Linked DNA regions of Homo sapiens: region 1 is linked to region 2. Evidence: chromatin loops called from intact Hi-C (ENCODE). Cell type or tissue: IMR-90. All regions are shown on one strand. Each heading gives the region's core, and the rest is flanking DNA. Links, peaks and the distances in the headings are about the cores only. Region 1 has its middle 130 kb from the start of TLE1. Region 2 overlaps TLE1 (TLE family member 1, transcriptional corepressor).

Region 1 (16,110 bases), core at 4,607-12,606, 76 kb before region 2:
TAGATAATGAAACTGAGGCTCTAATAAGTTTTTTTTTAATTATCCAAGATCACACAGCTAGAGCATCAGAGCCCATATAAGAGCTCAGAAATTCTCAGGCTAGATTCAGCACTCTCTGATACAATATGGTGTCCAGTAGTTTTCTCTCTAGAAACAAGAATGAAATGTAAGAAAGCAGCAGGTTGAAAGAATACCTCTGGCCAGGTGCAGCAGTGCACGCCTCAGTCCCAGCTACGCGGGAGGCTGAGGCAGAAGGATCGCTTGAGCCCAGGAATTCGAGACTGCACTCTACCCTGGGTGACAGAGTGAGACCTTGTGTCAAAAAAAAAAAAGAAAGAAAGAAAACCTCTCTGGACTCTGGAAAAGCTGAGAGGAGTCCCGTTCAGTAATTTTTCAATCTGTACAAATAATAAAAGGGGGGACATTGCACTTCACAAGGAAAGAGAAGCCGGTATATCATAACTGAGAGCAATTTTGCTCTTAAATTATGAGCATATGAATGAATGGGCAATGCTTTCTATCATGTATAAATTTGGAGTTTCATTGGAGCTATTTTCCCCTGAGTGGGGTGCCTTCTTGTCAACATGGTCTATATCTTACTGCTTTATAGAAATGATGATCTGCATTCGACCATCTGATTTCAGATTTGTTCCCAAGGGTACTGAAAGCAAATGACCCAGTAATGGGAGGGGGGTGAGGCTGGTGCCGAGGGGACAATATTTAGGATATAGCAGCACTGAGGGCATCCCACCCATTCAGGAGCAACTAAGCTGCTCTTCTCCCTCTGCAAAAACACTGCTCGTAAATGGGAGCTCAGATCCTTCTAGGGAGAAATGCAAGCCTGTAAATACCATGTCAGGGTCTTTATTTTTTTTGTAACATAAAGTTAATGATGCTTAAAATATGCACAATATGTACCCCTGTGGAACACTGAATTATCTTGATGTCTGAACTTCTGAGGATGGCCTATAAAGAAAATAATTCAGAAGTGAGTAGAAATAGACAGAATTGTAGAATTGTAAAACGCAATTGGGGATTGCGGGGGAAGCCCCAAATGTATGTACCGCACAACAGAGGGGAAAGAAAAACAATGCTCAAATGTGCTCATCTTTGTTTTTTAATCTCGTCTTTAAAAGACTGACTTCCTGGATTTTTGCCTTAGAGATTCATGAGCATTTCCTTGACATAATTTAGTTTTTCTTTTTAACTCAGGGGAAAAGCTGCTTTCATAAACAAGCCAACTGGACTGTTTTCTCCCTGCAGAGGTACAACACTCAAACCCTCTCCAGCTGAAACAAACAAACAAACCAAAAAAAAGAGAAGAAGGAAAAAAAAACTTCTAACTAATATTTAAGCTTTCAAAAGCAGGTTGGCTGCGAGCCTCACTAGGATAATCATTTGCACCCTCCTTCAGCCACATATAATACAGTCTTTATTCAGCAAATAGCAAAGTCGTTTCCCAGAAAGTCAAAGGTCAGTTTTTGCTGTATTAATAGCTGCTCTGGGAGGGTCAGTGTTGTGCTATCCTACATTTTTTCCAGGGCCTGGAGATGCAATTTCCTACAATCTGCAGGCAATTTCCCACCAATTTTCTTGGGGAGCTAATAGGCTGTGACAGGAGATGGAGCTAGCAAGCAGCAGGCGGCTTCAGAAAAGACAAATTGCATCTCTGCCACCTAACTGGGCAATCTAGATCGACAGAGTTTATAGCTTTGTAGTGTTATTGGGCCCCATGCTAACAGCAAATCATTCACGCTGCTCGCCGAATTTCATATTCCCTTCCTTCTGAATTTGTTATTGCCACATATCACTTTGTAGCACTTTCCCTGGAAATTGCAGTAAAAAGGGGATCACATATATATTAGCGACTTCAATGTCTCTTAAATGGCTTACCAGAGATTATTAGCATTCAATAATTTCTGTCTACAGAGTTAGGGCTAAGCTGGTAATTTTTAAGTCATGGGGTGGGAATGTTGGAAGGAAGAAGGCACCATGCAACAGGTTGCAATCCTTTGGGTAGCAAATAGAGACTTTTTTTTTTTTTTTTGAGATGGAGTCTCGCTCTGTCACCCAGGCTAGAGTGCAGTGGCGTGATCTAGGCTCACTGCAAGCTCCACCTCCCGGGTTCATGCCATTCTCCTGCCTCAGCCTCCCGAATAGCTGGGACTACAGGTGCCCGCCACCACGCCTGGCTAATTTTTGTGTGTGTGTTTTTAGTAGAGACGGGGTTTCACTGTGTTAGCCAGGATCGTCTCGATATCCTGACCTCGTGATCCACCCGCCTCAGCCTCCCAAAGTGCTGTGATTACAGGCGTGAGCCACCGTGCCCGGCCGAGACTCTTTCTTATATCTCCTCTGACCATGTTCTTGTGTACAGTGAAATGCATTTCAAAAAATAACATAAACATTTGCAAAATATGCTTGCAACACTGATTTATGCTTTGCCTAGAATGTTTCTTAAAAACAGTGGAAATGTTTTCATAGAATGAAATAGAAACATCTTTATTTTGTATTTAAATCTTCTTTCATATTACATAAATAATACATGTTCAACCTAAAAGATTTAGGATAGATAAGGGAAGGGGGGAGGTCTGATTAAAGAAAAAACATAATCATTGTACCAACTCAGGCATTTTTTAAAAACTTTATTTATAAAAGACCTACTCTGTGCCAGGCCTGGCACGTCCTGAGGTTTACAAAGATGAATAAGACAGGATCCCTGCTGCTGGGGATTTCACAGTCTAGTGGAGGAGACCAGCATATAAACAGATAAATTGCAAGATGTTGTGGCCACAGTTGCCTGGATGCTTCTTTTGAAGAAAGGGGGAAAAAACTGCCTACAAAAGTAAACTGAGGTGAGAAACAGAACAACTCAGATGGAATTAAACAGTGCAAGTAAATAAACAGCAGAGATTCAGTCAGGTCAGCTTTCCTCAAGTGGTTGTATGTGAAGGGACTGATGGAAGCGTATGGAAATAGTAACCAATGCACTCTGTGATTATTTGCATCTAGGGACTGTCACTGGAAAAGCAGATCAACAGGAATGTTTTGGACAACCTGATCTATGCTCTAAATTACTCTCACATTAGGATAATTGCACACTCGTGCCCTGGCATAAGGAGGCTGGAGTGAGTCTCAAGGTTACAGGAGTCTACAAGAAGGGGTTAAGAGCAGAGTATGTGGCCGGGTGCGGTGGCTCACGCCTGTAATCCCAGCACTTTGGGAGGCCGAGGTGGGCGGATCACCTGAGGTCAGAAATTTGAGACCAGCCTGACCAACATGGAGAAAACCCATCTCTACTAAAAGTACAAAATTAGCCGGGCATGGTGGCTCATGCCTGTAATCCCAGCTACTCAGGAGGCTGAGGCAGGAGAATCTCTTGAACCAGGGAGGCGGAGGTTGCAGTGAGCCGAGATTCTGTCATTGCACTCCAGCCTGGGTGACAAGAGCAAAACTCCGCCTCAAAAAAAAAGAGCAGAGTATGTGCCAGAGAGGAATGCAGAACCCCTTGCTAATCTTGTGAACCTCATTTCTAAATAATATCTATCTTCAAAGAACTTAAAGAAGTCTGAGTTTTTTTTAAAGGAAGAAAGAAAATAAAAAACTAAAACCATCACTTCCTAAAGATTAGGAAGTACCTAATCTTCACAGGTTAATAAACACTGAGGCAGAAACACCTCTCATCTCTCTGAACTGGATTAGCCTCTGGAAAGAGTAGGTAGTCTCTGCTCTATTTGCTGATATTGCTGATACCTCTATAAAAAGTAGTATTATGGTGCTTTATTTTTGGCTCATTATCATACCAGTATGTGTAAGCAGTACACAAAAAAAGATCACCTCAAAGAGAAAAAGCAACAAGTTTTGGCATGGAAATTTTCAAACCTTGAGAGTTGCAGGGTTGATTTAAGCAGATTATCCTGGCTTGCTGGTGTGGAGGACAGGCAGGGGAGGTTTGCCCAAGCAGTAGAAAAGCAATAAGGTCTCTGCTCCAAACCATCTGTTCCACTCGCCGATTGTGGGATCTGAAGCTTCATCATCCATACTTATTCCTATCCTGAAAACTTATTTTGATGATCATGAGTCTTGAAGACAGAATGTTTTTAATCTCAAAGTGTCCAGGGCTAGGCCCCTAATAATCCTACATAAACACTGACTGACTAAGTAGAATGAAGAAGCCCTTAGCTAAAATGCTAATACTTTCTGGTATAAACCAGTCACTATCCATTTGCCCCTCACTTGAGGAGGTTCCAATTGAATAGGTCTCAGGAAAGACTCCTGGCATCTCCTGGCGGATTCTGCCACATAGCTAGGTTGAAAACCCCTGGGATAGGTATGGGGTGAGAGGAATGGAACGGACACCAAATGTATACCTCATAATGAATCTCTAAGAATGGCAATGACACACTGTAGAAAAAGCATAGGAATGAGCCCTCAATTTAAAGACCCACTTTAAATCTTACCAGCTATGGGCATTTAGCCAAGTGAACTAGTTGTGGCTTTGTTTCCTTGTCTGTTACAGTGCAGGTGGATTACAGGAGGTAGTGCTTATGTAGCACCATGGAAGCAGCGCTTATGAAGAGGGTAATGCTTACTAACCTCAGCCATTATGACCAGCACTGGCAGAGCACCTTATACAGGGTACACTTACAGAAAGCCCCTCCTTCCTCTCCTCCTTCTACTCTTCCTCTTCCTATTCTGTTCATCATCCTCCTCCTCCATCTCCCAGGTTGGCAACGGATGCTCTGCTCCCCCTGCTTAAGCCACCCCCTAATATATGAAGTGCAAAGCTTCCCCCAGGTCTCAGGTATCACATGGAATCAGCCTAAGCACTGAGGTATAGTGTTTTCTCTTTGTTCTCCCTCTTCCCTTTCTCTGGCATTGCATGCCTCTTGGGCATAACTTCCAAATGGGTGAGCCATGATAGAATATTCTTGCTCCATGAATGGATGCAGTCAGTTCCTTCTTGTCATTTCTAGATAAAATGGTTTTGAATCAGATTCTGTACTATGCCTTATATGCTACATTCACTTCTCTTTCCATAAGTAACAGAAAAGTGAACCCTATAGTTAATACCATTGGAAATAATATACAAAATGGCATCCTTTTGCCTTGAAAGAGTCAGAGGGCATCTCTGAGTGTTTTACTTGTTACTTCAAGAACAGGAATTAGGTCAGGGAGAATTTGGCTCATTAAATTTCCTTCAAAGATAAAGACAAGTTAAGGACTTGTCCAAGGTCACATAGCATTTCATATATTCCTCAATCTCAAAATTAAAAGAAAAACTTATGGACACATTTTCATGACCTTCATAAACTTAGATAACAAGAAGTGCAGACTCTATAACTTTTCTCAGGGCATGTAAGAACTAGGAATGAACAGCCGGGTGCAGTGGCTCATGCCTGGAATCCCAGCACTTTGGGAGGCCAAGGCAGGCGGACCACGAGGTCAGAAGATCAACACCACCCTGGCTAACACGGTGAAACCCCGTCTCTACTAAAAAATACAAAAAATTAGCTGGGCGTGGTGGCGGGCACCTGTAGTCCCAGCTACTCAGGAGGCTGAGGCAGGAGAATGGCGTGAACCCGGGAGGCGGAGCTTGCGGTGAGCCGAGATCACACCACTGCCTTCCAGCCTGGGCGACAGAGCAAGACTCCGTCTCAAAAAAAATAAAAATAAAAATAAAAATAAATACAATAAAATTTAAAAAAAGAACTAGGAGTGAACTTGTAGAGGTCATGATGAGACAAAAAAAAAGAACTTTCAGTTATGCTTACCCTTTAATACTAAATGCATATCAGTTACTAAATCTAAGAATATTTAGAAAGAAATGATATTGAATAAAATTAGCAAGGTTTGCAATTTTTCATGATATGAATAAATGAGATAGAATTAAAAATATTTCCTACTTAACACTGTCCAGTGGGAAAGAAAATTAGTTTATGCTTAGTATAAGGATACTTAAAATTTTACTATAATTCAGCCCTAAGGAATTTTTTAATTACCACAGTAATGAAAAATGTAAAATTACTACAAGCGTGTGTGCTGGGATCTTTCAACACCCACTCCTCAGCTTAAATCACTTGCCATTTTAATATCCAATTTCATAAATACAATATTTCCAAAATGTTTGGCCCTTCAGAACAAGGCAGGAGTGAATACATGATAACATCTAGCCATAACTTGCACTCAACAAGAAAAAAAAAAATGGCAATATCCATGGATTGTACAACTCCAACTGTGTTTAAATGCCAGCCAGTCATTTCTTCATCAGGAGCAGTGACAAAATCACAAATTCCATTGCTGCTCTGTCTTCAGAATTGGGTCCAACAAATCAGAAATAACAACCTCCACTAGTTTGTGTGGTCTGGCAAAAGATTAAGCCAAAAAAATTAAATATTTTCCCAATCAGCAAATGTTCCTATGAATGGATTGGCCAACAACCCCAAGTGCATTTCTTTGAATTATATCTTACATGCAATCCCATTTTTTCCAGTGATCCATTAGTTAACCAGAAATACTGTACATATTTTAATGGGTTAGGGGACCTTAAGGGAATTGATGCATCTCAAATGAATGCCTCAGGGGACTCTGGTTTATTACATAGAAGATAATTCTTTCCTGAAAAGGAGCAAGCTTCATTTGAAATTAAGATTTGGAGATCATAAATGGAATCAATTGAGCCAAGAAGTCTTTTGTAATGTATGGCCCATGGGAGACAAATAAGCCTTTGCAGCAGGTTATTCGAGTGGTGAGAGGAAAGGCTAGAGAGCGACACAAACCTCTTCTCCTACCTGCCTCTCATCAGAGCCTGTAAACACAACATTTTTTGAAGGAGACTTAAAGGATTTTCCTGGTCAATGTGCTGCACTAAGAAGTTCTTTCTTCAAAGGGGCAGAGAGGGAGAGAGAGACTGAGAGACAGAGAGAGAATGAATGTTGGTTGTGTTCCAGAATATCTTGACGCAGTTAACCACAAAATAAGTTATTAGCTTATTGTAAGTGCAGCCAGTTTTAAAGTAATGGAGTAATCCACTGTGGATTGCAGCAAGGAAGTGGAACAAAGGGTGTGAAATGAACAGATGGATTTGATTTTAAACAAATTAGGCCCATGACAAGGGATGTAACAAGTCATTTTTTAGTTTTCCATGCTATGGGTTAACTTTGCTTGTGACCTTTCCAGCCTGTGAGCTCATTATTCCTTTACCAGGAACTCAGACCTTTCTGGGAGAACAGCTTTCATGCTCTGCAATTGTAAACTACTGTCTCTTGCTTCTACTAAACTGATCAAACGAGGCACTACAGAGACTGCCAAGACAGAATGCATGATTACTTAATCTTCAAACTATTTGTTCTCTTAATCTCGTACTCATTCTTGGCCACGTTGATAAATACAAGAACAAATGTTCCGGAGGTGTCACACCTGTAACCCTGGGTTCTGAGAGCACTTGACAATCCCCTACTGGCATATCCATTCATGTGGCTGATACCTACTCCAGGCAGACTTGTGACATGGGCCATCTGTGTCCTTTCCACTCTTTCTTTAATCCCCCGTGTGCCTCCCTGTCCCAACTTCATGTGTTCAGTCACAGAAAACCACTGGAGATAGCCCTTCTGCAGTGAGGCACAGCCCTCCGCCAAGCCTGAACTCCCTCACAGGATCCACTGCCTCAAAACGTCTTACTGTCTTCTCACTGCCTCAGTAAAACCCTCTCTCCTTACTGCCAATGCCATCTAGAGCTTTGGACAGAATTGATAGGTGTATAGAAATTCACACTAAGGGGTGAATGATTGGCCCCTTGACCTAAATTACAAATCTCTTGACTCTTCCCTCTCCACAGAACCACTAGGGTGAACGGTCTAAAATGATGATTCCCTGTGACCCACAGAAAATGTGAAAGTTCCCAACTTTACTCCTCCTGGATCCTCACCCTATTCAACCCAGCTCTGCCCAGACATCAACCCTGCTTCTCTCTCTTCTTGTCCCAGAACCCAGACTGACATGATTACCTTTCTTCTAAATCTTCTTAATCTAGAACACACTTGCTCAGTCACAACTATTTAGCAAAATCTGAGGCCAAAATCTTAGTTCAAGCATTACCTCCTCTAGAAACTTCCCTGACTCACACCCACTCAAGCAAAGGTCGTGGCTTACTTTTGGTGTCAAAACCTTACCTAGTTCATGACAGCGACTCTCAGCAACATTCACTTGATTTCTGCAAATTCAGCCCTACCCAAATTGTTCCCTTAATTACCTCTAAAATGTGACTGACATGACACTTTTGTACGAACAAAAAAACAAGGTAATTCAGTGTGTGCGTAAATGCTATGCAATGAGAGTGTGTGGTAGAGAGACACCAACACAAAGAGGAGGCTTGCGATTTGTTCCTGTTCCCGGAATGAGGGATCCTGAAGCCATATCCTTCAGTCTTGTCCCCCAGTTAGATGCCAGGAGAAAGGCCTAAAGGGACTGAGGTGGGGGAGATGCTACAAGGATCCAGAGATTACATCAACCCTGACAGCCACTGGATGGACTGGCGAAGACTGCCTGCCGTTTACTTCTTGCAGATTTGCCCTCCAGATCCCTCTCCTCCCTACAGAGAAGGCTTTGTCAGCCTAGCTCTGAGTTTGTGGTCATGCAGAATCCAGAAAATGTGTGGCAGGAAGAGTATGAGACAGGCAACAGGAATGTGGAATGATAACTGCTTGCGGGATTGGTTCTCAGTTTCTTATTTCTGTGAAGAGAAGTAGCAGGGCAGAAAGAGCAAAACAAGAAGGTGAATGGGTCACAGGGAGTGAGGAGGGGGAGGGAAACTGAAAAGGTACAGGAGTCGGGTCTAAGAGATTCTTTAAGTTTAGCATGGGAGAGGTTTTGAGGCCCTTCAGGGGAGAAAAAAACTGAGCAACAGAGAAAGGGGTTGTTGGGAAGTGTTGCTGTGGATTTCACAAAAACATAAAAGTTGACTTCATTCAAAATGGTGGTTGGCCCTGGGGTGTGGGTATTGACTGACTGAGAAGGGGCACAAAGGAGCCCTCTGTGGTTCTGGAAATGTTCTCTATCTTGATCTGGGAGGTGTAGGCGTGCCAGATAAAATACAGGATGCCCAGTTAAATATTTGGGACACATTAATACAAAAAATTATTTGTTGTTTATCTGACATCAAATGTACCTGGCTGTCTTGCATTTTTGTTTGTTAAATCTGGCAACCTGAGGGTGGTGGTTACATGGTATAGAACAGGTAACCACCTGGGGGTGATTTTGCCCCTGCAGACATGATATAAAATCAACTGGGGGTGATTTTGCCCCTGCAGACATTTGGCAATGTCTGAAGATATTTTTGGCTGTCACAACTGGGTGGGTATGCCGCTGGTACCCAGAGGGTGGAGGCCAGGGAGGCTGCTAAACATCCTGTATTGCACAGGACAGTCCCCCACAACAAAGAATTATCCAGCCCACACAGCAATAGTGTATACCTATGTAAAAACCCAGCAAGAAGACACTTGCTCGAAGCACCCTTGCTCTTTTTACTGTATGTATATTATAATAAATAAACTTATGACAGAAATAATTCTAAACCAACAAAACTATTTACAGTATCAGAGACCTTAAAATGGGTTAAAAAAATGAATTAGATAATGGGATAATGAATCTAAATAACATCAGAAAAAAAATGGACCTCATTTTTAACATTTGTTCATTGGAATGCACTTTAATAAATTTGAGTCCTTGAGGAGACTGAGCAATATGCACTTGATGTGGTTTGGCTCCGTGTCCCCACCCACATCTCATCTTGAATTATACTCCCATAATTCCCACGTGTTGTGGGAGGGACCCGGTGGGAGGTAATTGAATCATGGGGGCAGTTTCTCCCTTACTGTTCTCATGGTAGTGAGTAGGTCTCACGAGATCTGATGGTTTTATCAGGGGTTTCCACTTTTGCGTCTTCCTCATTCTCTCTTTGCCTGCTGCCATCCATGTAAGAGAGGACTTGCCCCTCCTTGTATTCCGCCGTGACTGTAAGGCTTCCCCAGCCACGTGGAACTGTGAGTCCCACTAAACCTCTTTCTTTTGTAAATTGCCCAGTCTCAGGTATGTCTTTATCAGCAGCATGAAAATGGACTAATACACGGCTCCAGGATTTTTCGAGTTGCCTATTTTTTCAGTATTTACATAAGACCTCATGGTTCCCTGTGGTTCCCCAGCAAACTCATAGAGATACCATGAGATATTTTAAATTCTCAAGAGAAACACAGAGGTACTTAACAACTGCCAGACACTGTACAAACTGCTAGCCTCAACTAGTTCAGTTTTAACATGAGGTCACAAAATTCAATATGAAACAGAAAGTGAGGGTTGGTGGTGCTTCCATAATTTGAGAAGCCGTAGTGTTCTCAACTAGCGTACACAATCTCATTAGTAAGTGTGGTCATCTAAAAAATTTTTTTTCTTCCGATTTATGTGTATTTATTTAAATGTTTACTAAGTAATATATAGGGCGCAGGTACTATTAAGTTGTTTTACCCTAATTACTTAATAAGCAGAACTGGGCCAGGCATGGTGGCTCACGCCTATAATCCCAGCACTTTGGGAGGTCGAGAGGGGAGGATCACTTGAGGCCAGGAGTTCAATACCAGCCTGGCCAACATGGTGAAACCCTGTCTCTACTAAAAATACAAAAATTAGCTGGGCGTGGTGGTGTGCACCTGTAGTCCCAGTTACTCAGGAGGCTGAAGGAGGAGAATTGCTTGAACCCAAGAGGCAGAGGTTGCAGTGAGCTGAGATCATACCACTGCACTCCAGCCTGGGAGACAGAGCAAGACTCTGTCTCTCTGTCTCAAAAAAAAAAAAAAAAAAAAAAAAAAAGCAGAACTGTAGATATTTTCTTTAGGTTTGGAGTGCCATGAAAACATCACTGGGTACCGTGAACAGAGAAAGTTTGGGAACCTCTGCCTAAGAGAACTGAATGATTGTATAAATTTAGCAGTATTTATACAATACATAGCACACTGATTTGCAGTTTTTGAAAGTAAGCGTGTTTCCTCCCCCTTGAAAAAAGGCATTGTCTTAATCGTCTTTGTCTGTCCAAAGACAGAGAATGTTTGCTGAATGGCAGTTGAATGAAAGGGGGAACATTAGCAGCTTGTTACTCCCAGAAGAGCGTGGCTAACGTGTGATTTCAATTGACGGGATAAAATTTGAAAACCCACAAAACAGAGAAGAAAGCAAGGAAATTTTTAGACAGGGAGATGTGAGGAATGGGGCTTTCCCTGTGTCCTGACATGACAGAGCAGACACAATGGCCTCCTCTGTCCCTGGGAGTGGCTTGGCCTTCATGTGAGCACAAAAGACATAAGATAAAATTCCTTGGGCTGAACATTAGAGCAGTTGATGTCACCATATCTATCTCATAATCACCAGTGGAAAACAGCCCATTCGCCTTGAGCAAGCATAGAATTTTTCAGCTGTGTTCAAAGCATTGCCACAGCCATGTTCATTTTGTCACCTGCTTCTTACTTGGTGAAAAGCATGAACATCACGGGGCTCCTGTGCCTGGCCCTGGTTCAAATTTCCTGGCTTTCCAAAAGGCATGCAGGCCTCTCTGCTTTTGCACAAGGCAGTAACCCCTTGACCTTTTGCAGTTTTCCACAGTTGTGTCATATCCAGTCACTCACGGGCAAGCACAATTAGTGGTACTGCCAAGTGCGGGTGGAGAAATGCCAAGGCGGTGAGGAAGTGAATCAAAATGAATTGAAATTACCTGCAGAGAACTGATGAGGAGGACTCAGTCTGCCGCAAAAATCAATGAGTTACAAAACAAAACAAAAAAAGGTCTGCCTGAGAAAATCAATGAAACCCAAACGGGGTGACCATCGAGAAAAATTCTCACATACACACAAGTCATACCTGACCTCAGATGTGCCCAGCAAATCCAGCTCTTGCCCAGCTTGCTAAAGGGAGCATAACCCATCTACCCTCTGCAGCAGGATTTCTCAAGCTTCCCTGTGTATGTGAGACACCTGGGGACCTTGTTAACTTGCAGAATCTGATTTAGTAGGCATAAGGTGGGGGTCTGAGAGTCTACATTTCTAACAAGGTTCCAGGAGACATTTCTGCTGCTGGTGTGTGAACCACGCTGAGTGGCAGGCATCTAGAGGTATGTGGTTTCTCAAAGGGTAGCCCTTACACCAGCATCATCAGTACATCTGGGAGCTTGTTACAAATGCAAATTCTTAGACCTCCACTCCAGTCCAACTGAATCAGAAACTCTGGGAATAGGGTCCAGAAATCTGACTTTTAAGCTCTCCAGGTGTTCTGATGCATTCTAAAGTTTGAGAACTGCAAATATTCTAGATCTGTGTTTTCGTGTAGGTCCATGCCCATCTCTACAATAAAAATGTTTTATGCTAACCGAACCCTAAGGTCTCTTACCTTCCTCTGAAATCACCATCCCTTAAATTTCTATTTTATGTTGTTAACTTTTCAACAGTCATATTTATCTCCCAAATAGCTATTGTCTTGTCTTAGAAATGACATCAAGAGCTGCTTGAGAGCAGGGGCCATACCTTGTGTAGCTCTGTATTTCCAGCTTAGCACAGTGTTTGCCACATGGCATTTGCTCAACAAATACTTCTCGATAGGCTGATGGGTATTATGTGGATTCATGTTGAAGTCAAATATGAAGTGACATGCAGGAATTCATTTTCTAGTTCGAGCATCCTTTTCAACTGAATATAGGCATTTCTGTGAATACCTAATGCTGCATAACAAACCACCAAAAAACTTAATGGCTTAAAGTGACAATACTCATTTATTATTTCTCATGGTTTCTGTGGATCAGGAATTCAGGACACATGTGGCTGGCAGTTCTGGCTTGGCTTGGGGTCTCTGATGAGGTTGCAGCCAGATATTGGCAGGCTAAAGTCAAGCAAAGGCTTGAGTTCCTCTCCACTGATGGCTGCTTGAGTGACCTCACAAAATGGCAACTGGCTTCCCCAAAAGGAAGCAATCCAAGAGGCCAAGGCAGAAAGTCTGAGGCTGTCACTTTGTTTAGTATTCTATTGCTCACATAGGTTAGCCCCAGTGCGAGGTAGGAAAGGACTGCACGAGAGCGTGAATAGCAGGAGGCAAGGATAACTGGAGGTCAGTTTGGAGGCTGGCTGTCGTAGTGGGTATCTTCAGGTAGCCACAGACATTGCTTTTGCTCTCAAGGAGTTTGCATTCCTGAGGAAGACAACAAACAGTAAGCAAGTCCACAAATAGGGATTTAAGACAGAAATACATGTATAAAAAAAAATAAAACAAGCAGGCAACGGGGTGGGATGGGGCTGTGATTTCAGATAATGAGGCCAGGGACTCTATGTGGTCATGATATTTGAGCTGAACGATGCAAAAGAACCTCCATGTGGCAACCAGACAGAGGGAACAGCTTGTGCAAAGGCACTGGGCAGGAGGCACAAGCTTGGCATGCTTCAGAAACAGAAAGCAGGCAAGTGCAGCTGGAGAGTAGTAAAGAAACAGGAGAATGCCAGTGAGGAGAAGCCAGAATCCAGGGAGGCGGGAAGGGAGCTGGAAGGGTTTGGTGTCTCCAAAGCCAAGAAAAGAGAGCGTTTTTAGAAGGACAGAGTCATCCACTGTTCTAAATGCTGCTGAGAGGTTGAACAAGAAGAACATAAAGAATTGGCCAACGGATTTGGCAAGGAGTGCTTTGCAGACCTTGTCAAGAGCAGTTTCCATGGCGTGCTTGGGATTAAAAGCCTGATGAGTGTGTTGAATTGAAGCCGGGAAACGAAGACGTGGAGACAAGCAGTGTGGAATAATTCTGAAAAGAACTGATGTTGTGAGAAAACAAATGGGGCAGTACCTGGGGAGGGGGGAGGGGGGAGGGGAGGGGAACGTGGAGTTAAGAAAACTTAGTTTTGATTTGGTTTTTGTTTGGGGCTTTGGGTTTTAGGTTTTGGTTTTTGGTTTTAAGGTGGGAGATAGGACAGCTACATGAGCTGAAATATGCTGAAGGGAATGAGGTAGGATGCGGAAGTCTCTGGAACACAGCAGTCACTCAATACATGAGGTTCCCATCATTACCCATGTGACTAAATTGTACTTTGACCCAACTAGCTCGAGACAGCAGATGTGGCAATTTGGGAGACTTCTGTTTACTTGGGAATTGTAGTTCGTTAACTCTTCTCATTTAACCTATGAAATTACTACTTATACCTTAGTGTCTAACTTGTAAAGTTTATGGAAGTAGTAAAGCAATCTTTTGTTTCTAAAATATATAACTTTAAATTGCCATTGATTTAGACTTGTCTCCTTCCTCTCACTCTTCTGCTTATTCCTACTGAGTTTTTTTGTGGTTAAATATGATTGAGTGCAGAGACTTACCCCTGGCTGTGCTCTGCCTAGGGTGTTCCCAGTGATCTCAAGGGGTATTGAATTTTTCCTACATTTTATTGAAACTGTCAACTTTCATTTACTTTAATTAAATATATAAGTTATACAGAAGGGCTTTTTTTTTTAAACAAATATACAAAACATCCCATTGTTGCCTTGAGGCACCCTGGGGAAACCACAAGATCCCCTCAGTGATCCACAGTACTGGCAGCCTCTGTCTTCCTTGTAGTATTTTATGAATATTTTCCTTTTTTGTAAGTGCCATGAACTGCAGAACACTGGGAAATCTGATTTTAAAATACTGGATGGATGGAAGTCAAAAGTGACACAAGGCCTTCTTGCTTTCGCCTGGCTTCTCCATGGTGGGACCCCAGCACCCTTCCGTCCTCCATCACCAGCTCTGCTTGTCTGTCTTGGAGACTTCCTATCCTCTTTCCATTCACCAGCCTTGTATAGGACCATGTTACACTTACCTTTGAGGCTGCTGCCTGGAGAAAGGGAGGAAACAAATAAAATCAGTGATCCACATGTATGTGCTAGTTAATGTCAATCTCCTTGGTTGCTGTGAGTTAGTACAAGCCCTCCTCAGGAATCCCCACTCTAGGGGCAGATGATTAGGAAGTGAAGAATCCTAAACATGAGTCCATTCTCCAGATTCTGCAAATGCTCCAAATAGCAACCTCTAAATCAGCACCAGAAGGCTCCTAAATTAGCATATGGATGTTAGATTTAGGCTTTACATTGGGAAAATGTTTTCAAGGTGTATAGTTGGCTAAAATGATTATGCATGCACCACCGCCCTGCAGTCCAACACCTTCCAAGCGGTACCCCAGTTACAGAACTCCATGTGGTCCTGAATGGCCCCATTCACAGAGGACTCTGCTGCCTGATCTAGCTGGAAGACTTGCTGATTCTTCCCCGCAGGGGGCTGTTCTGAACGCCCAAAAGGACAGAGAACAGGGGCTGCACCAAGCCTAGAAAAAAGGTTGTATGATGCTTTTGAACCTGTTTTCTTACAAGTCTCTACACGTGAAAGAATTCTGTCTGAGACCAGCTTCCATTTTTAACCTGTTTCACTTATCTGCTGCTATTGACCACCCCCAAACCCAATGGCTTGAAGCGATGATTTATTATGTTTCATGATTCTGTTGGTTGGCAATCTGGGTCCTTTTTTTTTTTTTTAGATGGAGCCTCACCCTGCCGCCCAGGCTGGAATGCAGTGGCGCAATCTCAGTTCGCTGCAGCCACTGCCTCCCGGGTTCAAACGATTCTCCTGCCTCAGTCTCCCAAGTAGCTGGGATTACAGGCACCCACCACCACACCCAGCTAATCTTTGTATTTTTAGTAGAGATGGGGTTTCACCATGTTGGCCAGGCTGGTCTTGAACTCCTGACCTCGTGATTCGCCTGCCTTGGCCTCCCAAAGTGCTGGGACTGTCCTGAATCCCATGTCTGGCTGTTGGTGCCAGCTGTCGATGGGGGCACCTCTGTTAATGCTTCCCCAGGAGACAGTGCTAAGCTTTGTCACAGCATGATGATCTCAGGCTTCCAAGGGCATGAGAGTGGAAGCTAAATAGCCTCTAGAGGACTAGCTCAACATCACTTCTGACATATGCCCTTGGTCAAAGTGAGTTACAGGCCAGCCCAGATTCAACAGGGGCGGAGAAATAGACTCTGTCTCTTGTTAGGACTAGCAGCAACATCACATTGCAAAGAGGCATGG
Region 2 (16,110 bases), core at 3,951-11,950:
TCCTGACAATCTAGAAACCACTGGGGCTTTCCTTTGAAGGGTTCACCCTATTCACAGCAGTGATGCCAACTTTCTCAAAGAAGAACCATTTTTTTAAGCAGAGTTTTAAACTTGGCCAGAAGGGAAACCTGCCCAGGAGTCTGCTTAAGAAAACCTAAGTGTTTTCCATTGTGCCCAAAAATTGAAATTTTAGGTGACTCATCTCAGTTTTAGCCTTTATTTCCAGGCAATCTCTTAACATGTCAGGTCATGATTAATTCATAAATATTTAGGCAAAAACAGTACCTCCTAGGCTGTGTCTACTTTTGAGAAATTTGATTATCAGGAAAGTGATCACGTTAATAAGCAGCTGAGATCAGTTTCACGGTGCTGACATGCTGAGAACCATCAGTAACTGCCACCTTGGCACGTGGACCCTTATTTCCATAACCGCCTGTGTAATGTGTATTTTAAAAAGGGAGAGAAAACCAAGGCTGGGTGCGGTGGCTCACGCCTGTAATCTCAGCACTTTGGGAGACCAAGGTGGGAGAATCACTTGAAGCCAGGAATTCGACACCAGCCTAGGCAACATACTGAGACTCTGACTGTACAAAAATTAAAAGAAAATTGTTTTAATTTAAAAAACAAATAGGAGAGAAACCCAGAAGTAACTGCATTGAATGTAATGAATGATGCATTCACTGCCGTCTTGCTACTCTGCAAATGGCGGTGGGAGGAGGGCATTCCCTAAGCACCTTCTATGCTGTCTGCTACCCTCCCACCTGAGGCCTCCTAACCCCCTCCCTGTGAGGCAACCACTACTATCACCATTTATAGATGGGACTAGGAAGGCACAAAAGGATGAAAAAGCCTTGCCTGTGTAGCCAGAATTCCACTAAAGTCTGCCTTTGTACAAAACTCATGTTCATTCTACCACCCCTGATGCCGCCATGGTTCCCATAGGCCTCCGGGAATGAACGTGATTTTTCTTTTTTTTTCCAGAAAAAGACCAACAGTATTCTTTTCCAAAGCAAGCCTCACATCTTAACTCCTCCTTGCCTTCTATAATGTTGTCATTTTGAGACAAAGTGATGGATGGGTGGTCCTAACTAGGATTTGGTCCTGCCTCTGACAAAATTAACTAGTCAAGAACAGCTAGAGAAGAGTAACAAAAGAAAGAAACCACTTTATATAAAACAAGGTGATGTTTGTCATAATTATCTCTAGGCAAGTTCTAAATACAAACTCCTGGTGATTTTAGAAGTCAATTACAGAGTGACAACATGGTCGCTCAGATTACTAACTCTCAATCTGTTAACTAAGTATGTGACCGGATGCACCCAGCCTCCTTGATAAAACCATGGTGCTGTGCCATATGACCTGAAAGACAGATGAGTGGTGCTTAGACTGTTCTGAGTTAGGAAGCCCTTTCTGAGAATTTGATGAGTTATAGTCTCTCCCCAGAATTCTGCAAAAGAGCACGGACCCACCCAGTCCATCCATGAATGCCACTGCGTAGGTCTATACACCGTCTGCTCTGGAGTCTCCTCCAGAGTCTCCTCCCTTTTCCAAATAGTGATCACACTAGCTAGGTATTTCAGTGCCTTACATTCAACAAATGTTTAACTGTGACATAAAATGGATCACTGCAAAATGATAGCAAGTATACGCAGCACCTCAAACAGTACTCGGGCACATAGTCAGGGCTCAACAAATATTTGTCAAATGACTCAAAGTATTTAAAAGCATGCCCTATTATAAATTTTTTTAAACCATACAACTTTTTGTCAATTATCTCTTTCAAGCAGATAAAAATAGCATTCCCTTCAGCCAAAATTTAATGCAATTTATCCTTAAATTAATTAAAATATCTAAAGTTATTTTTTTATTACTACTGAATGCTACTAAGAAATAATGGCCTTTCTTAGGTCATTTCATATTTCTCTGCTCAAGAGCTGCACTTATATAAGAAAAAACAGAAATCAAAATTTTAAAACAGCCAAAATAATTTTTTAAACCAAAGCCAAACCTCTATAAAGTTGCTAGCTTTATTGTTCATCCCTTTCAGAAATAAGAAACTTTAAAGCAGTTTCCATAAAAACTTTCACTCTTAGAACAGCCATGTGTCACTAAACAACAGGGATACTTTGTAAGAAAGCCATGTCAGGCAATTTCATCATTGTGCAAATATCGAATAGTGTGTTTACACAAACCTGGGTGGTATAGCCTACTACACACCTAGGCTACTGCTCCTAGGCTACAAACCTGTACATGTTACTGTCCTGAATATTACAGGCAGCTACAACACAATGTAAGTATTTGTGTATCTAAACACACCTAAACATAGAAAAGGTACAGTAAAAATACGGTGTTATACACTTAGGGGACCACCATCATATATGCAATCCACTGTTGATGGAAGTGTTGTTATGCAGTGCACTGATTACACTTCTATTTCCTAGGCTTCACATTAAAACAGATTGCTTATTTAAGGCTCATTTGTTTTCCTACCATAAAATCTTTAACTAGCAAATTAATTTCTGCCACTAAAAATAAACAAACTACCTACCAACCAGTTTTAGGCTCACAGATAAAAATCCATACACACCCACATTCCCTGCGGATCCCATCAGTCTCTGATTTCTGCACTTGGTATAAATAATATGTTCAATATAGAAAGACAAACAAGAAGAAAAAAAAAAACAGTAAGGAGTTCGTCTTATTTATGGCCAAAGGTTCTCAGACTTTGGTCCGAGGATCCCTTAAGGGTCCCGGAGACCCTCGCAAATCTATGAGGGCAGATTCTCTTCCTAAACGTCAACTAAATACCACAAAAGAGCGAATGCAGAGGATGAGAATCCAGCTATCCTCTTTAAAACTCAATAAACTACAAGGCATTCAAGACATTTGTAGACATACATAACAATGCCACTCTTCCCACTATAATTTTTTTTGCTTTGGAAAAGTTATTTTTCATTAATAATGTTATTTGTATTAACACAATTTAAATTAAGTAGCTCTTCATCTGTTTAAGTGATTTAATTTTCTTTCTTACCCAGTAAGTATCAAAAATCAAAATATTAACCTAGTAAATATCAAAATATAACCCAGATAAACAAAAAGTTCTTCAGGGCCCTCAATAATTTGATTTCAAGGGTATCAAGATCATGAGGCCATAAGGCTTTGAAAATCACTGGCCTGTAGCAACCACCCTTAACCTTTCACTGGATTAAAAAACAGCAGCAAACAGCAATTGGCTGACTTAATCTGCCAAGTAAAATTAGACTTTCTAATTCAAACCACTTTATTAAATAGATAAGTACTATAATATTTTAGGCACTAATAGTACACATCATCTCATTATCCACTGCTTTTCATACTCATTTTTATACAAAGTTTGAAGAGCTACTTAATTTTATGTAACTGTAGCAAAATCCCACTAATGTGGACAGTGAACAGTTTAATTCCTCTCTATGGACTGAATTAAATGCTTAGGTTACAATTAGTGTAGTTTTCCCATTTTAATCATCATTGCCCAACAGTTTTCTGCAGTAATTAGGCAGGAAACACAGCATATATACTTGTTCTGAAAATATTCATTGAAATGATTAGAACTTGTCAAAAATTTGATATAAAAAAGATACATGTCCAAAACACATAAATCCACATTTGAACTAGAAAGTTCGTTGACTGCTAACCCTAACTTATAGACTTACAAATAACCCACAGTTGCCTGTAACTCAAGAACTGCTTCATACTTCTTGAAGGGGACAACCAATAACCCTCCCTCCACCCACTCCAATGAACCCATGAATTAAGTACTTGCATATATTTTTCTGTCAAAAATACCAACAGGAGGTTATCCGACACATTCGGAAATTCAGAAAGACACAGAGGTATAAAATACATCTCTACTAGCTTAAGCATACAAACCTCTGCCTATTCACACCCCTGGCATTTCAGAGAGGCACATACCACGTGGTATCACTTCCACAATTCTGATACCAGTAAGTTATAGGACTTTTGCTGAAACTTTCTCCAGTCTTGCTTCTTTTAGTAATTGTGTCACTCACTCCTCCTCGATTCTCTGGGAAAGGGCTTTGTTGCATGCTTACATACCTCGAATTGCAGATGCGTGTCCCATAATGCCTTACATATATGGTATGCACTCAATGAACATAGCCATTTAAGGTGAAACAGGAGTACTGAAGAAAACATGTTAAATTGAAGTCCCAAAGCTAGAATAAGTTCAATAGATTTAAAACGCATAACAGCCTAAAGGGCATGGGCTTTCCCCAAATTTCTTCTGTGATTTCATCCAGGGTTAGGTTTTTAAATTTGACACTCTACTGAACAGACATAAAAGATGACTATCTCACCGGGCATGGTGGCTCAGGCCTGCAATCCCAGCACGTTGGGAGGCTGAGGCAGGCGGATCACCTGAGGTTGGGAGTTCCAGACCAGCCTGACCAACATGGAGAAACCCCGTCTGTACTAAAAATACAAAATTAGCCAGGTGTGGTGGCACAGGCCTGTAATCCCAGCTGAGGCAGAAAAATCGCTTGAACCCAGGAGGCGGAGGTTGCAGTGAGCCGAGATAGTGCTACTGCACCCCAGCCTGGGTGACAGAGCGAAGACTCCATCTCAAAAAAAAAAAGACTATCTATAGGAACCCTGGAATGGCAAAACAATAAGGCTTCCTCCATAAACTAAAGCCAGTTTACTTATCTGTACTCTGTGTGTAGAATATTTTATTTCCCAGCTATAATTTTTTGTCCCCCCAATCCCCTCTCAACATTTTCCAGAGAAATTTATAGGACAAGAATTTTAAAACTAGCTACCCTTTCCTTCAACCATTCCTCACTCCTCCACGCACATCCAGATACATGAAATATACCAAGATCTGTCTCAAAGACAATTTTAAAAGTAGCTACTATTCTACACAGAAGAGGGGGGAAAAAACCCTGAACTTTTATCTTCCCCCCAAAACTTATACCAAAAAAGTTATCAGATTTAAATGTTCAGTATCCCTTTTTTTTTTTTTTTTTTTTTACCATATTAAACACAGTCAAAATACTGCTATGTTCAGAAAGAAGGAGGCAAAACCTGTAGGTTATCCCAGCTGAAAAGGGGCTGAATTCTCTCTATTTGCTACACAACATTTGAGACACACTTTAAGTACAGGTCTCTCCAGAGCTAACTGGCAGATGCATGTACAGATCAAATGTACACATGAAAAATGAGTGTGACTTAGGCTGGTGAAAACATGAACTCTACGCACACAGCCCTGTCCACTGAATTTCCTTCTTTTTAAGAGCTTACTGGTATGCTCAGTTCTTATGTCTAAAATAGATATAAGATCAAGTTCACATTCCAAGGACAATTATGCAAAGAAAACAAGATATGGAAACCTAGCAACCAAGATGCATTCACAGAGGATGACTGGTTTAAGTAGAAATGGTACATTACTAACCAACTTCACAAAGGGATTGTGATCTCTTGCCTCTAAAACTGATTTAAGATATAAAAATGAATATTCTTTTAAACTACAGTCAACCAGACTTAGAATGCAACCATTAACACTTTTAAAGTGAGGCAGGGGAATATACAGATCAAAGTGTATTTCCAAGTAAGTAATCACAGCAAATAGTTTTGCCTCCAAATTATGCCTCTCTTGTCTGATGCAAGTTTTGTAAAAAGACAAGAGCAGAGCGAACAGTCATATAAGAAAAAGAAATTTTAAAGGAAAAAAAGTAAAAGAAAAAAGCCAGGTCACTGAGAGAGACAGGGAGAGTGTGCATGTCTGTCTGTGCCTGTGTGGAGAAGTGTTGTCAGAAGGGGACCGTGTGTGTGTGTGTGTGTGTGTGTGTGTGTGTGTGTGCAGCAGGCGTTTGAGTACTTACTGTGCCCGGCTCTCTGTCTGCTCCCGAGGTTACCAAGAAACGCACAGACATGCCCGTTCAGACACAGAGGCAAGAACAGAAATAAAAAAAAGGGGGGAATAATTAGAACACAAGCCCCAAACAGTTTTAAAAATGGCTTTTATTTATATAAGTCATTGCACATTCCTAATACAGTGATTTCCTGAAAATTACAGTATTTTGTAAACATAAGATTTACAGTTTAACCATACACAAAGCCTATTTTTTTATTTCTTGACAGAATAAATTACTTTTCTTCAAAAAATTAGTCAAGTGCAATTTTGCCCAATATTTAATGCATACTAGAATTAAAGCCTATGAAACTAAGTAGTAACAGATGCAATTATCAAACCTTTCATTTGAACACATTCACTTTCAAATTTAACTTCTTATTTCGCCCCATTTAACAACATTACTTTCTTTGAAAATTACCCAATTAAGCAGTTAACAGTTTTCCATAATATGGTACAGGCCACTGGCATTAACTAGGCAGTTGCCAAGATGTCAAGATGCCTGCAATCTAACGAGATCGAGAAATCTACAGATGCCCACAGCAAACCCTGCAAACTTCCAGGGTGACCTGTGTTTCAGTGGAAAGCTTTGCGACAGTTCCTCTTATCTCATTGTTTGCTCTCTGTATAGGTTGGGGCTCTCTTTAGCGATGCACACAACTTTGCAGCACTGTAAGAGTATGAGGACAAAGTCCTAATCTGGCTTGCCCGGCCTCTCACCTCTGTGGTGCTCTGCATCGTGGTGCTTCTTGTCATCTTTTATTGCCAAGTGAGACTGCCCACTCAGAGCACTAGACAGCGCAAGAAGGCCGGCACTGCCCCCGAGGGGCGGGATTCCAGGAGGCTGAAGTCCCGAAGGGTGAGGCGTAAGGGGAACTGGGGGTCCGTGGCCATGAGAAAGATGCTGAGCTTGCAACTGCTGCTGCTGTTGGTGGTGGTGGTGAGAGAGAAAAAGGAGGAGGAGGAGGAGGTAGTGGTGACAGTGATGGCGATGGAGGCGGCATCCAGGGGAAAACAGACATGACAGGAGGGGAAGGCGGAAACAGAACAGGAGGTTCAACAAACACACAAAAGGAGCCAAGAAAGAGAGGGAGGAAAGGGGAAAAAATGCGATTAGTGCTTTCAGTTCATCAAAAGCTTTCACCTGCTCAATTACCTCTCCCACCTTCCCAAAATATAATCCTCACATCTACACTGTCACTTTCTGGTATCACTCACTCCGAGAGGGGAGCTGTTTATTATTAAGCAAGGCTGGCTACATCAGTAAGTAAACATGAGCTAGTTCTGTCTTTATGCGCCTCCAGGGATGAGATCCAGCATGTCACTCAATCTAAGATGCCACAGATTTTCAGACTCACGCTGTTTTCAGAGGGATTAAAATGGGGGTGGGGATGCATCCCACAATATAGTAGCCATACTCTCAACCTGTCACCAGGTAACTCCATTTCACCCTACACCCTTGCATTGACTTACCACAGTAGTATGATGAGACAAAACCAAAATACTATCACTAAGGAATAGAATTTGGAAAGGAAGACCCAGTAATCTGGGTGGGTGTCTCATGCACCACCCAGGCACTTATGCCCCCTTATTCCATCAATCCCTCTCAGTACTGTGAGGAAGTATTGCAATTCCCATTTCCCAGAAGGAATGAAGGCTCAAAGGCACTGACTAAATTGCTGAAACTCTATCCCTAGGCAAGAGGGGACTGCAGTCAGTACAGGAGCAACTCTTAAGGCTGCTGTTTACCATGCTGCCACAGACAGGGGAGAGGATCTCAGGGAGCCAGGCTTGTGGCCGCTGGAAGAAACATTAGAAACGAAACTTTGTTTATCCTTTCCTTCCTACCAAGCTCCACAACTCAAACCCACTCTTTCATTGTGACTGATGAAAATACTGAGACCTAGAATGGGTAGGACCGTGGATGAGGAAAGCACTTATGTGTGGGACTCCAGCCAGCGAGCCAAGCCCCCGTTCCCAAATGCCTTTTCCATGACTGCACTTTGCCCCCATTGCTTAACCCATTCCAGAAGTTCTAAGTCTGTTCTCATTACACAGTATCATTGCTCTTATACATTATATTTAAAAGCACATTGTATGAAATGAAAAAGTATCCAAGAAATGGCCCCTGTACCATGAATCTGGCCACATTTCAGCTGTCCAATATAAAACTTATTTTTGATGAGACAGTAAAAATGATTAAGGCTCAATTTCTAAGGTGCAATGTTAGAAAATTCTCCAGATTCTGATTTGTGCTCACTTCCTTGGGACTCAATTACTCATTTTATTTATTATCCCTTTGCGTGCACTGAACATATTAAATCTTCATGCCAGATCTTCAGTCATTTCTACCCAGCCCACTGATTTTTAATGGAATCCCAAACACAGTTCCCAGCCTCAAAAGTTAGAGAAAACACCATCTTAAGGCAGAAATCAGTGTCTGTGGAAATTTTACAATGAATTTTCAAGCACTCCAACTTTTCTAAAAATGTTTAGGGTCAGGCACAGTGGCTCACTATAATCCTATAATCCCAACACTTTGGAGGCCAAGGCAGGAAGATCACTGCAGCCCAAGAGTTTGAGACCAGCCTGGGCAACATAGGGAGATTCCATCTCTATTTAAAAATAAATAAATAAAAATGTCTAAGAGCCAGCCAACCATCTTTATAAACTTTCATTCTTTTCAAAGAGAGCATGGTTCTAATTAGAAGCAAAATGGAAAAGGGGATGAGGTCAGAACAGGCAGCATTCATAGCATTCTTGGAAAGTATAAACTACTCATTCACCATTTGAGATCATAATAACAATTTCTTTATGCATAAAATCACCTTCCTGTCATCCCAAAGACACTAATTCTTGCTCTGTCACCTTTTAAGAGCTTGGCAATAGTGAGACATAAAACTGAAGAAGCTTGCAGTGGCATCACGGTCCACTAGGCATGCTCATTAGCACTTAATTAGGAACTAGACACCTGCCATAAGAAATGTGCTTGGAGAAGGATGAGGAACAGGACTGCCCTACCAGCAATTACTATCATTACTTGGAGAGTAAGAGCTGTGTCAGGCTTCTGGGTGGGGGGTGGGGGGAATGCAATGATGCATACACAAGCAAGTGCAGCGGGTAATTAAGCACGGCACTAATTAAAAGAAGATGAGAGAGGCTAAGCAGAGGGGAAGGAATCTAACTACAGGGTGGAGGATGCCACCCTCTCACCCCTCTCCCTGCTTCCCCCACTCCCCTAAAAATCTAGAATGGAGTCACCAGAAGATGACTTCAGAGGTGGGATTCTTATGTCAGACCAAACATACTCCGGTAATATTTAGATACTAACAAAGTAAAGATTTCCGGCCAGGCACAGTGGCTCACCCCCATAATCCCAACACTTTGGGGGCCCAAGGCAAGTGGATCACGAGGTCAGGAGTTCAAGACCAGCCTGGCCAAGATGGTGAAACCCCGTCTCTACTAAAAATACAACAATAAGCCAGGTGTGGTGGCGGATGCCTGTAATCCCAACTACTGGGGAGGCTGAGGCAGGAGAATCATTTGAACCCGAGTGGCAGAGGTTGCAGTCAGCTGAGATCACGCCACTGTACTCCAGCCTGGACGACAGAGGGAGACTCCGTCTCAAAAAAAAAAAAAAGAAAAAAGAAAAAAAAAGATTTCCCCTCCCATAAATCCAAGCTAGCTTTCAGAAAGATGAACTGGGGAAGGTGGGTCATGCCTGTAATCCCAGCACTTTGGGAGGCTGAGGCGGGTGTAACACTTGAGGTCAGGAGTTTGAGACCAGCCTGACCAACATAGTGAAACCCTGTCTCTACTAAAAATATACAAATTAGCCGGGCGTGGTGGTGCATGCCTGTAATCCCAGCTACTTGAAAGGCTGAGGTGGGAGAATCGCTTGAACTTGGAAAGCAGAGGCTGTAGTGAGCTGAGATCGTGCCACTGCACTCCAGCCTGGGTGACAAGAGTGAGACTCAGTCTCCAAAAGAAAAAAGATGAACTGGGTAGTAGATTCTGATATCTTACTGTGAAGAGGTGATGGCTTACATAATGGGGCTTTGCCACAGCTGTGAAGTAAACTTTTGTGGTTAAACCCAACAGTTTGACTAATATCTATCAACAGCAACATTCAACAGCCTAACTGGCCATGGGTAACTTCCACCTCTACCCTAATCTGACCTTCTAGGTCCCCTGAACAAACAGCTCACTGTCTGTTATTAGAGGTAACTGGGTTCTTCCATCCATTGCTTGGCTACAATGAAAGTTTCTTTTTTTTTTTTTTTTTTAAGCAAAATCCTATCAAATTGAAAGGAGTACTAAGTAACAATCAAATGGATCACAACTGCTGAAGATGTCGTGATTCTAGGAAATGTGGCCATTCCACCTCATATTCGACTTCTTGTTTCTGCAGGGCAGTGCTCCTAGATAATATCTAAGTGTCCATCGTCTGGCACAAGCTTGGAACACATCTGAGTCAGGGAGGGTAGGTATCATGATACCTACCCATTTCACAGACGATACTGGCTCAAAGCCAAGAGGCTTGCTACAGGGCTCAGAGCCAGAATGAGGGCTACAAACCTTTTGTTTCCTAGGACAAGATTTCTCCTGTAACCCCAGCAGCTCAATCATGTTCTCCAGAATAAGAAAGGAAAAGGGCAAAGCCATTCTCTACTGAGACTTCGCATTTCCCCCACTGCTCAGCTAACCAGATGCTCTTGAGAACACCTGATACTACATACACAGAGACAAATCCACCCTCACCAACAGGCCTAATGGCAGTGACGGGGGAGTTTACGCTTAGACTGCATGAGTACCATCTCCTGTCCCCCCTTCTCAATGCCTGTCCTACATCTGCAAAAGGACACTATCCCTTGCCCCCAGCTCTCTTCCAAAGAAGCACGTCAAGAAGAATCAAGCCTAACAGTGCTGGCTCTGGCTTTTCTCAGAAGTAGATGCTTAACATTATAAACACAAAGTGTCATTTCTAAGATAACATATTTATTTAAATGAGTAGAGGGTCCAAATCTAGAAGAGTAAAACAGCTATCTCCAAAAGGACAGCGCTCCTCTGTCCCATCTGTCTTTGGAAGCCCATTTTTTCTCAACAAGGCTTACCTGAGACAATCTTGTACTTATCACCTTCAACAAAGGAAAAAGTATGGATGCTACTTGAATATATTTTAGGAAAAAGTGATACTGATACTACTATATAGCCAAAACCCAATAGCTCTGCCAATCAGGAGAATTTATGCACACTTTTCTTTTTTTGAGACAGAGTCTTCACTGTTGCCCAGGCTGGAATACAGTGGCGCAATCTTGGCTCACTACAATCTCCTCCTTCTGGGTTCAAGCGATTCTCCTGCCTCAGCCACCCAAATACCTGGGATTCCAGGTGCACACCACCACGCCCAGCTAATTTTTGTATTTTTAGTAGAGATGAGGTTTTACCACATTGGCCAGGCTGGTCTGCAACTCCTGACCTCAAGTGATCCTCCCACTCCGGCCTCCCAAAGTGCTGAGATTACAAGCGTGCGCCACCACACCAGCCGATACATGCATTTTTTTTGAAGCAAAGTCTCACTCTGTTACCCAGGCTGGAGTGCAGCAGTGCAATCATGGCTCACTGCAGCTCAAATGCCTGGGCTCAAGCAATCCTCTCACCTCAGGCTCCTAAGTACATACTTAGCTGGGACTACAGGTGTGCACCACTACACTTGGCTAATTTTTTTTTATAGAGATGGGGTCTCACCATGTTGCCCAGGCTGGTCTGGAACTCCTGTTTTCAAGCAATCCTCCTGCCTCAGCCTCCCAAAGTGCTGGGATTACAGGTGTGGGCCACTGTGCCTGGCCACAGCTTGGCTAATTTTTTTTACACAGATGGGGTCTCACCATGTTGCCCAGGCTGGTCTAGAACTCCTGGCTTCAAGCAATCCTCCTGCCTCGGCCTTCCAAAGTGCTAGATTACAAGCGTAAGCTACCATAGCTGGCCTGCATCTGTACTCTCTAACCAAAACCTGCCCGTCATTTGGAAAACTGCAAGATGTTTTTTTCAACATGACAGGAAGGATGAGGAAATTTATTCTTCTATCTAGGCATTAGTTTACAGTAATTAGGAAATTTGCTTAAAAGTCAAAATGCTTGTAGATTTATACAACATAGAACACACATGCAAAAGTTTGTAAAGTGATTAGTAAAAGTTGTTTTTTTTTTTTGTTTTTTTTTTTTTTGAGACAGTCTCGCTCTGTCGCCCAGGCTGGAGTGCAGTGGTGCAATCTCGGCTCACTGCAACCTCCACCTCCCGGGTTCAAGCTATTCTTTGTGCCTCAGCCTCCACAGTAGCTGGGATTACAGGTGAGCACCACCACACCCAGCTAATTTTTGTATTTTTAGTAGAGATGGGGTTTTGCCATGTTGGCCAGGCTAGTCTCGAACTCCTGGCTTCGAATGATCAGCCCACCTCGGCCTCCCAAAGTGCTGGGATTACAACAGGCATGAACCACCGCGCCCAGCTGAGAAAAAGCATTTTTGATAAGCAATGACAGTTTCTAGCAATATAGCTGGTTTCTCAGGCTATGATTCTAGACCACTGGTTCTCAAGCAGAACCAATTTTGACACCCCTCCCCTCCCTGCTTCAGGGACATATGGCCATGTGTGGAGGTCACTGCGGGGGAGGGAAAAGAATGCTACTGGTGCATCTAATGGGTGAAGGCCAAGGATGCTGTGAACATCCTACAATGCACAGGACAGCCCTCACCACAGAGAATTATCCTGCCCAAAATGTCAACAGTGCTAAGGTTCACTAACTTGAATTTAGACCTAAGCTGATATTCTGTGCCATTAATTAGAATTCATGTTCTTGTATGCTAAAAGACTTGCCAAATTCTTGTTTAAAAAATAAAAATACTATTCAACATTCAATCACATTCACTGTCCTTTCATCGCCATCTGAGTACCCTGTCACAACACAAAAAAATGAACATCTGCTTTCTTAAGCTGATTCCACTAACAATTTCAAAAATTAAAAAAAAAAAAAAATCCTTGTATTTTACAAAGCAATTTGAGAAAGGACTACACTGGGAAATTTTACATACTGGTGTTCTGGGGCCCTAAAGGGAATGACAAACATTCAGATTTGGGGATAAAGAGATCAGTGCACTTGCTCTAACCAAAATCATTTGAATAGGCTGAGAGTGAGACAAATAAAACAAATGCCAAACCCTGAGTTAATGATACTGAAAACCCACAAGGAATAAAGCGATCTCATCCATGTCAAACAACAGCCACGCATTGAGAATTTTAATTCACATTTTACTTAGTGCAGCTTGGGTCAATTATATTACTATAATGAAACTGACTTTGCTGTTTACATTCAGAGTGTTACTGTAATGGTATAGTTTCTACACACAGTCACAGCACATGGCTTATCACCATGTTGTTGTAGCCTCTAACAACTGGGAAGGACACCCAGTATGAAAACACAGGCCAATGCCCACCTTCTCCTGACCGGAAACTAAGCTCCTTACCACCAACCATGGAATCAACTTTAATTTCTGAAACTTCACCCGCTTTGTAACCCCAAGAAAAACTATGTCATAAAAATCACAGACTTAACCCAACCCAAACTAAAACCATGCCCCTAAGTGGCACCTCTGATGCTAAGAGTGACAGTAAGTGGCATTTATAGCACCCGGTATTTAAACACTTTCTTTTAAGGGGACAAAAACGTGAAAAAGAGCATTTGTTGACAGTTCTCTCCAAATCACTCTTCCTTGATTTCTGCTATTTCCCTGTTCTTTAAAACACTCAATTCCTATCTTGGGAGACAGCAAAATAAATAAATAAATAAATAAAAATAAAGAAGAAAACTGGTATGCTACGTAAACACGTGCAAAAGAGCTGTCTGGCAGCAGAAAACATCAAGGACACTACTGCAGGAGTTATCGCAAAACCTCCCATTATGTGAATGGCCTCTCACGTAAAGAGGGGCAAGGGTGATCAACAGGAAGAAACTGCTTATGGGGCCAAGAATTCTCCAGCCACTTGAAGACAATAACAAAAACTAAAATAACAATCCACTAAAGGCCCCATCTCAATGCAGGAGCACACAGAAAATGATGCATGGGCAACCTAAGGAATGGGAGAAAATATTTGCAAACCATACCTCAAATAAGAGTTAACATCCAAAAAACTCAATAGTACAAAAATTAAAAAATAAGTATCCTAATTTAAAAATGGGCAAAGGACCTCCTGAACAGACATTTCTCAAAGAAGACACACAAATGGCCAACAGATATACAAAAAAATGCTCAATATCATTAATCATGAAGGAAACGCAAATCAGAGCCACAATGAAATATCACCTCAGGCTGGGCGCAGTGGCTCACGCCTGTAATCCCAGCACTTTGGGAGGCCGAGGTGGACGGATCACCTGAGTTTGGGAGTTTGAGACCAGCCCAACCAACATGGAGAAACCCAGTGTCTACTAAAAATACAAAATTAGCCAGGTGTGGTGGCGCATGCCTGCAATCCCAGCTACTCAGGAGGTTGAGGCAGGAGAATTGCTTGAACCTGGGAGGCAGAGGTTGCAGTAAGCGGAGATCGCGCCATTGCACTCCAGCCTGGGCAACAAGAGCAAAACTCCATCTCCAAAAAAAAAGAAAGAAAGAAAGAAATGTCACCTCAAACCTGCTGAAATGGTGGGTAACAAAAAGACAAAGATAGTGTTAGTGATGGTGTGGAGAAAAGGAAACCTTTGTACACTGTTCTTAGGAATGTAAATTGGTACAGCCCTGATGCAAAACAACAGTATAGAGGTTTCTCAAAAAGTTAAAAATAGAACTACTTTCTCAAAAAGGTTAATTATCCCTTTTCTGAAGTGCTTGGGACCAGCAATGTTTGGATTCTGGATTTTTTTCAGATTTTTAAATATTTGCAATATTCTTACTGGCTGAGAATTAGGGCTGCTCAATCTGTACATGATCCAGCAATCCCACTTCTGGGTATATATCTAAAGAAAATGAAATTGGGGTCCGAGGTCCGGGCACAGTGGCTCATGCCTGTAATCCCAGCCTTTGGGAGGCCGAGGAAGGTGGATCACCTGAGGTCAGGAGTTCGAGACCAGCCTGGCCAACATGGTGAAACCCCGTCTCTACTTAAAAAAAAAAAAAATTAGCCAGGCATGGTGGTGGGTGCCTATAATCCCAGCTACTCCAGAGGCTGAGGCAGGAGAACTGCTTGAACCCAAGAGATAGAGGTTGCAGTGAGCCAACACGGTGCCACTGCACTCCAGCCTGGGTGACAGAGTGAGACTCCGTCTCAAAAAATGAAAGAAAAGAAAGAAAGGAAAGAAAGAAAGAAAGAGAGAGAAAATGAAATCAGTATATCAAAGATACATCTGCAATCCATGACCACTGCAGTGCTATTCACGAGAGCCAAGATACCGAACAACCCAAATGTCTGTTGATGGATGAACAGATAAAGAAAATGTGGTACCTATAAACACAATGGAATACCATTCAGCCTTGAAAAAGAAGAAAATCCTACCACTTACGACAACATGGGCAGATGTGCAGAACAGTAGGCTAAGCGAAATAAGCAGATTCAGAAAGACAAATAATGCATAATCTCCTTTCTATGTGGAATCTAAGAGTACAACTCACAGAAGCAGAGAGTAGAATGGCGGCTGCCTTGCGGGGTAGGGGAAAATGAGGAGCAATTGGTCAAAGGGTACAAGGTTTCAGTTACCCAAGATAAAGAAGATCTGGATTTCCAAGGTACAACACGGTGACTATAGTTAATAATAACGGTATTGTATACTTGAAATTTGCTAAAATGGTACTTTGTGGTGTGTTTGTTTTTTGTTTTTTGGTTTTTTTTTTTGACAGAGTTTCGCTCTCGTTGCCCAGGCTGGAGTACAATGGTGCGATCTCGGCTCACGGCAACCTCCACCTCCTGGGTTCAAGCGATTCTCCTGCCTCAGCCTCCTGAGTAGCTGGGGTTACAGGCATGTGCCACCACGCCAGGCTAATTTTGCATTTTTAGTAGAGATGGGGTTTCTCCATGTTAGTCAGGCTGGTCTGGAACTCCCAACCTCAGGTGATCCGCCCACCTCAGCCTCCCAAAGTGCTGGGATTACAGGCATGAGCCACCGCACCCAGCCCTTTGTTTTGTTTTCTTAGAGACAGGGTCTCATTTGGTCA

Evidence for each region. A loop is a pair of places that touch in the nucleus more often than their neighbours do. Peaks named below come from ENCODE experiments on the same cell type or tissue, not always from the same donor. Only the 100,000 strongest peaks of a DNase experiment are listed, where the experiment ranks them.
Region 1: it touches region 2 in a loop (4-fold over the local background); 3 of 110 quality-filtered maps call a loop at or near these places.

The regions. Positions count from the first base shown.
Region 1 is chr9:81,551,271-81,567,380 of GRCh38, forward strand. No RefSeq gene overlaps it. Among named protein-coding and RNA genes, the nearest start is that of TLE1, 130 kb to the right of the region's middle. RefSeq lists an enhancer at 1,166-1,991. In IMR-90, for the core only: no CTCF peak of the experiment used is centred there; DNase peaks (open chromatin) are centred at 7,131, 8,641 and 11,631; H3K27ac peaks cover 1,740 bases.
Region 2 is chr9:81,627,466-81,643,575 of GRCh38, forward strand. It overlaps TLE1 (TLE family member 1, transcriptional corepressor), which reads right to left. Exons shown (of 20, transcript NM_005077.5): 7 at 6,632-6,836; 8 at 5,883-5,899. Among named protein-coding and RNA genes, the nearest start is that of TLE1, 54 kb to the right of the region's middle. In IMR-90, for the core only: no CTCF peak of the experiment used is centred there; DNase peaks (open chromatin) are centred at 5,386, 7,866 and 8,636; H3K4me3 peaks cover 218 bases; H3K27ac peaks cover 2,905 bases.